2 separate regions of the Homo sapiens genome follow, and region 2 is linked to region 1. Evidence: read pairs that join two places in POLR2A ChIA-PET (ENCODE). Cell type or tissue: IMR-90. All regions are shown on one strand. Each heading gives the region's core, and the rest is flanking DNA. Links, peaks and the distances in the headings are about the cores only.

Evidence for each region. Peaks named below come from ENCODE experiments on the same cell type or tissue, not always from the same donor. Only the 100,000 strongest peaks of a DNase experiment are listed, where the experiment ranks them.
Region 2: POLR2A ChIA-PET joins it to region 1 with 10 read pairs; 7 of 35 experiments call an interaction of 5 or more read pairs at or near these places.

The regions. Positions count from the first base shown.
Region 1 is chr17:45,343,225-45,349,596 of GRCh38, forward strand. No RefSeq gene overlaps it. Among named protein-coding and RNA genes, the nearest start is that of MAP3K14, 29 kb to the left of the region's middle. In IMR-90, for the core only: no CTCF peak of the experiment used is centred there; a DNase peak (open chromatin) is centred at 2,457; H3K27ac peaks cover 1,358 bases.
Region 2 is chr17:45,150,636-45,153,135 of GRCh38, forward strand. HEXIM1 (HEXIM P-TEFb complex subunit 1) reads left to right here. Exons shown (of 1, transcript NM_006460.3): 1 at 1-1,464. HEXIM2-AS1 (HEXIM2 antisense RNA 1) reads right to left here. Exons shown (of 3, transcript NR_186789.1): 3 at 1-284. Among named protein-coding and RNA genes, the nearest start is that of HEXIM1, 3.4 kb to the left of the region's middle. In IMR-90, for the core only: a CTCF peak has its summit at 1,557; a DNase peak (open chromatin) is centred at 1,546; H3K4me3 peaks cover 926 bases.

The DNA of each region.
Region 1 (6,372 bases), core at 1,498-3,997:
TGGTCAGGAGCACAGACTCTAGAGCCCGACCCAAGGTTAATCCCTGTTCTGCCACTGACTATGGGAACACAGACAAGGCACTTCACTCTGGGCCTCAGTTTACCAGTCTCTTAAATGGGGATGGATATAATCATCCTCTTCTCTAGGGATATTGTGAGAGTTAAAGGAGGTAATTAACATAAAACCCTTAGAACAGTGCTTAGCGCAGGTGAGGGTCATGTCGCTGAATATAAGACACTGTCTATGCATTACACTTTTAAAGATGTTAAAATGCAAAAATGTGCACCCCTATAATTGAGGAGGTAAGGTATAATTTCGAGATACTGCATAGAAAACATCACTGTAAACTCTAAAATAATAGGCAAAACCTAAAGTTCCTGGGTGTTTTCTGTGTGCCAGGCACTGTGCCAAGGACTTACAAGCATTGTCCCATTCAACCCTATAATAACCCTATGAGGAAGGTTATAGAATCATCTTCACTTTACAGATGAGGAAACAGAGACCCCAAGACATTAAGTGATTTGTCCAAGATCACACAGCTTTGTCCACATAAATGTTGGGCATTCATCACCACAACCGCAACTGTCCCACCCCTTTTTGGCTTCATCTGGTTTAGAAATTTTTTGTTTGTTTGTTTTTTTGTTTGTTTGAGACGGAGTCTCACTCTGTTGCCCAGGCTGGAGTGCAGTGGAGTGATCTTGGCTCACTGCAACCTCTGCCTCCCGGGTTCAAGCGATTCTCCTGCCTCAGCCTCCCAAGTAGCTAGGACTACAAGCACACGCCACCACACCCGGCTAATTTTTGTGTTTTTAGTAGAGAAGGGGGTTTCAGCATGTTGGCTAGGCTGGTCTTGATCTCCTGACCTCCTGATCTGCCCACCTTGGCCTCCCAGAGTGCTGGAATTACAGGCAAGAGCCACTGTGCCTGATCTAGAATGGTTTTACTCCATGGTTCTGGAACTTGGCTGCTTGTTGGAATCACTAGGGAGCTTTAAGAAATCCTGAGACTGGGCAAGATAGTGAGACCCCATCTCAAAAAAAAAAAAAAAAGCAACAACAAATTAGCCAGGTGTGGTGGCTTGTGCCTGTAGTCCTAGCTACTCAGGAGGCTAAGATGGGAGGATCTCTTAAGCCCAGGAAGTCAAGGCTGCAGTGAACTATGATAGTGCCACTGCCCTCCAGCCTGAAGTCTGGGGCTCCCCCTCAGAGATTTATATGTAATTGGTCTGGGATGTGGTCTGCACATTTGGGATTTTAAAAATGACCCCCCTTTCGGCCGGGCGTGGTGGCTCATGCCTGTAATCTCAGCACTTTGGGAGGCTGAAGTGGGTGGATCACGAGGTCAGGAGATTGAGACCATCCTGGCGAACACGGTGAAATCCCATCTCTACTAAAAATACAAAAAAATTAGCCAGGTGTGGTGGCGGGCGCCTGTAGTCCCAGCTACTCGGGAGGCTGAGGCGGGAGAATGGCGTGAACCCAGGAGGCGGAGCTTGCAGTCAGCCGAGATCATGCCACTGCACTCCAGCCTGGGCGACAGAGCGAGACTCCGTCTCAAAAAAAAAAAAAAAAAAAAAGACCCCCCTTTCAACAGCAGACAGGTGCTTCACACACACACACACACACACACACACGGAAAAAAATGACCCCCAGTGATTCTACTGTGCAGTCTGGGGTGAGAACTTCTGTTTTACTCCAGGTATGACTTCAGCAGCCTCCTAACTTCTCACCAGTTGCTCCCTCCCTGCCTGAAATCCATTTGACACAACCCAAAGACTTTCATAGCACAATAAAGATAAATGACTTAAAATGCAGAGACTGATTGAGGAGAGAAAATGGCTGACTCTCATTCCTACACATGTTCCATTGGGCAGCTGTAAGAGTCTTTCCTTTTTTTTTCTATTTTTTTTTAATAGAGATGGGGTCTCGCTATGTTGACAAGGCTGGTCTTGAACTCCTGGCCTCAAGTGATCCTCCCATCTTGGCCCCTCAAAGTGCTGGGATTATAGGTGTGAGCCACTGCGCCCAGTCTTGTCAGATTCTTTCCTGCCCTCCTAGGAGGGTGGGGAGCAGAGTGGAGGTGCTGGATCCTGGGGGTCGGTAGGGAAAGAGAGAGGATCTGGCAACAACACCCAGATCCTAACCCCAGCTTTGCCACTGTGTGAATATGGACCAATCACCCCCTCTCTCACCCTAGGTCTCAGGTCCTGCTCTGTGAAATGACATTTGTTTGAGGGCCAGCATCCTAGAGCTAGGGACACAGTCTCTAAGAACCTGCCTTCCAGCAACCCTCAAGGCCACACATCCGGGTAGCTTCCCTGGGGTCTAGCTTGCCCTGCCTTCTGAAGTTTATTTGTTTAACACAATCAAGTTATTACAAAGCTTAATTCCCAGAAGATATCACTGTACTTTTGAGCTTATGAAGCAACTCAAAGTAAATTTATGAGGTGTTGACAAGTAGAGGCCGTGGGGAACCAGCTTTTTGTTGCATAGAGAGTAATCTTCTATAGTCAGCTGGAGGCTTATCTTCAGTTAGATGTCGTCTAAGAGAAAACATTTCCTCTTTTGAGCAGATCAGCGTGGAGCCTCTGTAATAACTCTTTTGCACACTTAGTTAAAGGGAACCCTGTTCTGATTCCTGTGGTTAGCAATTAATTGATGAGGCTTTTATAGTTCTTGGAATAAAGAAGAAATGGAAATTCCAAAGAAGAGACAGACCTATAAAGCCCTTTTAATGAGATACATGAGTGGGTAGTGGTGGAGTAAGGGAGTGTCCTGGAACCAGCCTGAAGGGTGGGCCCAGGAAGCTGTTCCTACTCTTGGCTTTCAGAGTTTTGTGTTTTTTTCTTTTCTTTTTTTTTCCCCAAAGTCATGGCTGAAGGCCTTCCAGCTGTGGAGCTTAATCAGACCCCAGTGATTGCATAAATCACAAACATCTAGCACTAGCCCAATCAGGCCCAAACCCAACTCTTTTGAATGTTAGAACTTGCACATTTGAGGTCAAGTTCTGTTGGACACAGAGAGGAAGGGTATTCGGAAAAGGACAGACTTTTTCCAGAAACTCTTTGGCACCCAGCCTCCCTCCCCCCGAGTCAGATTTGGGAGCACATCCAAAGCAAGGCACCCACACAAAGACCAGGGACGCTTTCCAGATGAGATCCAGCCCCTTGTCTGCCCACAGGCATTGACTGAGTCTCCTTGTGCTCAGTGGGTTAGATACTTGAGCAGGAGCTGGGAGGTAAGTCAACTTGGCATCATCTCTGTCTCTAAGGGAGTTGAATAATCCTGTGTTCCATGTATTGTGCCTGGGATGGGAGTCAAGAGGTGAGAGAGGGCTGCCCCTCCTTTGGAGCAGTTTCTACAGGAGAGACAGGCCAGATGCCTGGCCTGACTGCCCTGCTGCCCCACCGAGATAGACCCCGGCTCTCGGTTCCACTCACGGTGAGTATTAAGCACCCCCTACGCTACACCATTGTATCCCTTCCTTACTCCACTGGCTGCCAATGCGCTGTCTTGTTGACCCAGCCTCCAAATAATAATTTTTCTTGATTATGGAGTTTTGGCACCTCCTGAAATTTTGCTCTCGAGGCAAGCGCCTAAATCAGCTAATCCTAATGGAGGCCCCGGCAAACATCTGACTGATGGTGACACATACAAAAGCAGCTTCAAGCCACAGTGCGTTAGTGCTTAGAAAAAAAGCCCCATGAGATTCCAAAGAGACATTTGCATAATTCTGGGTCAGTGCTTCCCAAAGTATATGCTGTGAAACATCAATCCTATGAGGTGCTTATCCAAAAGATAAGAGATTTTTGTGGACAAATAATTTTGGGAAATAATGCATACTCTAACTTCTGCCTTAGATATTCATTATGGACACGAACACGCTAAAAGCTCAGACTCCTGGGTGAAGAAACATCACTTTTCTAGCCCATCCTCTTTGGCTGCTTAGCTGGGTCAGCTTGGGCAACTCTATCAATGTTTCTTAAAGGGAAATGAGAGGGTGCTCATCTGAGAATCTCTTAAGGGTGCTTGTTAGAGAGTACTGGCCGGTCATGGTGGCTCACGCCTATAATCCCAGCACTTTGGGAGGCTGAGGTGGGTGGATCATCTGAGGTCAGGAGTTTGAGACCAGCCCAGCCAACACAGCAAAACCCCATCTCTATTAAAAATACAAAAATTAGCTGGGCATGGTGATACTCAGGAGGCTGAGGCAGGAGAATCGCTTGAACCTGGGAGGCGGAGATTGCGGTGAGCCAAGATTGTGCCATTGCACTCTAGCCTGGACGACAGAGTGAGGCTCCGTCTCAAAAAAAAAAAAAAAAAAAAAAAGGAAATAGAGAGTACCCAGCCCTGCTGCAGACTTTGCAAATCAGAGTCTCCGGAGCTCAGGAACCAGGAATTTGCTTTGAACAGTGCCCAGTTGATGGTGATGTATGTTCCACTTGAGAATACCAGATAAACTTTGCAGGGCCTTGGCTTTTCCTGAGTGTTGTAAATATCAAGATATAAGTTTGACCAACAGTTTAGTCAAAAAGAAACTTAGGCACTTCCCAACTCATTCTTTGAGGCCTGATACCAAAACCAGGCAAAGATAACACAAAAAAGAGAAAATTACAGACCAATACATATTATGAATATAGATGCATTCTCTGGTACAGAATGAGGCTTTGTCAAATTAAAAATAAGAAAAATTTATACTGGAAGTCCTAGGCAGAGAGATCAGGCAAGAGAAACAAAGGGCGTCCAAATTGGAAAAGAGAAAGTCAAACTATCCCTGTTTTCTGGTGATATGATCGTATACCTAGAAAACCCTAAAGACTCATCGAAAAGGCTCTTAGATCTGATAAATGAATTCAGTAAAGTCTCAGGTTACAGAATCAATGTGCACAAATTAGTAGCACTGCTATACACTAACAACGACCAAGCTGAGAATCAAATCAAGAAATCAATCCCTTTTTCAACAGCTGCAATAAATAAATAAATAAATAAAATACAATACCTAGGAACAGACTTAACCAAGGAGGTGAAAGATCTCTACAAGGAAAACTACAGAACATTGCTGAAAGAAATCACAGATGACACAAACAAATGGAAACACATCTTATGCTCATGGATGGGAAGAATCAGTATTGTGAAAATGTCCATACTACCCAAAGCAATCTACAGATTCAATGTAATTCCCATCAAAACATCATCATCATTTTTCACAGAACTAGAAAAAACAATCCTAAAATTCATATGGAACCAAAAAAGAGCCCAAATAGCTAAAGCAATGCTAAGCAAAAACAATCTGGAAGCATCACATTACTGGACTTCAAATTATACTACAAGGTTATAGTTACCAAAACAGCATAGTACTGGTATAAAAATAGGCACTTAGACCAATGGAACAGATAGAGAACCCAGGCATAAAACTAAATACAGCCAACTGATCTTCAACAAAGCATACAAAAACATAAACTGGGGAAAGGACACCCTATTCAATAAATAGTGCTGGGAAAACTGGCAAGCCACATGTAGAATAATGAAACTGGATCCTCATCTCTCACCTTATAGAAAAATCAACTCAAGATGGATCAAAGACTTAAATCTGAGACCTAAAACTATAAAAATTTTAGAAGATAACATTGGAAAAACTCTGCTAGACGTTGGCCTAGGCAAAGAATTCGTGACTAAGACTCCAAAAGCAAATGCAACAAAAACAAAAATAAATAAATGGAACCTAATTAAACTAAAAAGCTTCTACACAGCAAAGGAAATAATCAGCAGAGTGAACAGACAACCCACAGAATGGGGGAAATATTTGCAAACTGTGCATCCAACAAAGGACTAATATCCAGAATCAACAAGGAACTCAAATCAGCAAGAAAAAAAATAAAATAATTCCATCAAAAATTGGGCAATGGACATGAATCGACATTTCTCAAAAGAAGATATACAAACGGCCAACGAACATGTGAAAAAATGCTCAACATCAGTGGGAAATGCAAATTAAAACCACAATAAGGTACCACTTTACTCCAGCAAGAATGGTCATAATTAAAAAGTCAAAAAACAAAAGATATTGGTGTGGATGTGATGAAAAGGAAACACTTTGACATTGCTGGTGGGAATGTAATTAGTACAACTTCTATAGAGAACAGTATGGAGATTCCTTAAAGAACTAAAAGTAGATCTACCTTTTGATCCAGCAATCCCACTACTGGTTATCTACCCAAAGGAAAAGAAATCATTGTATGAAAAAGACACATACATATGCCTGTTTATAGCAGCACGATTCACAGTTGCAAACATATGGAACCAGCCTAAGTGCTTATCGACCAATGAGTGGATAAAGAAAATGTGGTATATATACACAATGGAATACTACTAC
Region 2 (2,500 bases), core at 1-2,500, 190 kb before region 1:
ATATTTGTAAATGTAACATAGTTTCAGTGTGATTTCTAGAGCTAATTCAAAATAGTATTGATATATTTTATGTGACTGCATTTTTGGGGAGGGGTACCGAAATCGTTAAATTTGTCAGTTTGCAAAAATATCAATCTTTAATGGGAGAATTTTCAATTTGCCAATTTTTTCCTTGAATGGGTTTAAGTATGCTACAATATACAGTTCAGGCAAAATTTAAGATGTAATTATCTTCAATACTTAAGTGTGCTTGCTTTCTAGTGCCTTGGTTTTCTTTCTTGATGCTGGAAAAATAAACAAACCGGTATTGAGTGTTTAGGCGAGTGGAAAGTGGCTACAATCCAAAATTTTAAATTTAACTCTGCCTCGGCCATTCAAAAGTCTAATAACAAAAAATGTAAACCTAATTTGGCAGTTTGTTAGGTTAGACAACTGACAGCCTCATTTCATTCCTACAAGTTGGTTTTCAGTAATCTCTTCCTTCCCCCCAGTAAGGCTGGAAGAGGCTCTTGGCAAACTTCTTAGTGCAAGCAATGGTTAGATTAATTTGTGAGGCAGCTCTTTAAGACGTTCAGAGGTAAGAAATACTGGATTTATAAAGCAAATGGCTGTTTGGGGGATTCCAAGGATTTACCTAATTGTCCAATTCTACGTGCTCTCTATACCAAAACAAAAAAAAAAAGCTATCCACCTTTCCATGTGGGTCAAACTAAAATTAGAAATGTCCCCTCACTGCAGATCAAATGTAAAGCTTCCAGTTAAGGAGCTAAATGAGGTCCTCAGCTGAATGAGGAACCCTGTACATCCCCTTGCACAGCCCTATTCTAAATCGCTTAAACTATGCTGATAGCTGCTTAGGTTCTTGAGTAGTTCTGCTCTTAAACGTAGGGAGGCCCTGAGAACTAAATTTTGCCCCAAAATAAAAACAGAAATTATGAGATTGCCTCCTGTCATTTTGGTTAACCCAGTCCTTCACCTGCCCTGTGTCAGTGTCTTCTGAGGGCAATTGCGTTGCTCAAATCACTAGCACAGAGGTTCCTTAATTTGGGGCCTTAGAAACCATTGTGGGCCTTGGGGTCCATGAACCCCATGAAATTATTTGTAGACTTGTATGTACATTTTTCTGGGGAGAAGGTTCAAGAGATTCATAAGATTGTCAAACTCCTTGAAGGTTCAGAACCTCTGCAGGGAAGGGGGAAGAAAACCCTCCCATTAGGAAGCATGCTTTTGCAGTTAAATGGCGATGGTGGAGGTGATAGGGACTTCAAGAGTAAAATGCACCTTGTATTGCATAAGAAGCATACACAAATCAATAAATCAAGGGAGATTATACCAGTAGGACTGAATCAGGGCCTTCAAAGCTGGACTGAGTTGGTCCTGTTCTGGCACATATGGTCCACTGGAGACAATGTATGATTGAGTTTTTCTTTGGTCTAAAAATTATATTAAACATTTATTTTGAAATAGTTTTCTTCGTGTTTTTTTCTTCTGCTATGACGTCATGCAGCAGCCCCAGAAAAACAGCTGCTTGGAAAGGCAGCAACAGTGCCCTCTGGCTTTACAGTGCAGAGCTGAAGCCTCATTTTGACTGAACTGTAAGATGCAGCAGTGATTATCTCTGATATTAGACCCTTTTTCTTTATTTTTTTTTTTTTTTGAGACGGAGTTTCGCTCTTGTTGCCCAGGCTGGAGTGCAATGGTGCAATCTTGGCTCACCGCAACCTCTGCCTCCCAGGTTCAAGCGATTCTCCTGCCTCAGCCTCCCTAGTAGCTGGGATTACAGGCATGTGCCACCACCCCCAGCTAATTTTGTATTTTTAGTAGAGACGTAGTTTCTCCATGTTGGTCAGGGTGCTCTCGAACTCACGACCTCAGGTGATCCGCCCGCCTCGGCCTCCCAAAGTGCTGGGATTACAGGCATGAGCCACTGCGCCCAGCCCAGACCCTCTTCTTAAAGAGGGATTCAGCTATGAAAATCTTATTTCCCCTAGTATTAGAAAAATGATATTTAGAAAATGAATCTTGGAAAGACTATAAATGCATTTATCATCAGAAAAAGTATGTTTTAGAAGACAAATTCAGCCCAGTCTTCAAATATACAGATATCTAGGCTGGGCACAGTGGCTCATGCCTGTAATCCCAGCACTTTGGGAGGCTGAGGTGGGCAGATCACCTGAGGTCAGGAGTTAAGAGACCAGCCTGACCAACATACAGAAGCCCCGTCTCTACTAAAAATACAAAAATTAGCCGGGTGTGGTGGCACATGCCTGTAATCCCAGCTACTCGGGAGGCTGAGGCAGCAGAATCGTTTGAACCCGGGAGGTGGAGGTTGCAGTGAGAGGAGATCGCGCCATTGCACTCCAGCCTAGGCAAGAAGAGCGAAACTGTCTCAAAAATATATATATACACAAATATCTAATTACAAATAACTCTCATACATCAATTTACCTTAAGCTATGCAAGTATGTCTGAATTTTGCTTTCAAAGGCACTAGCATTTT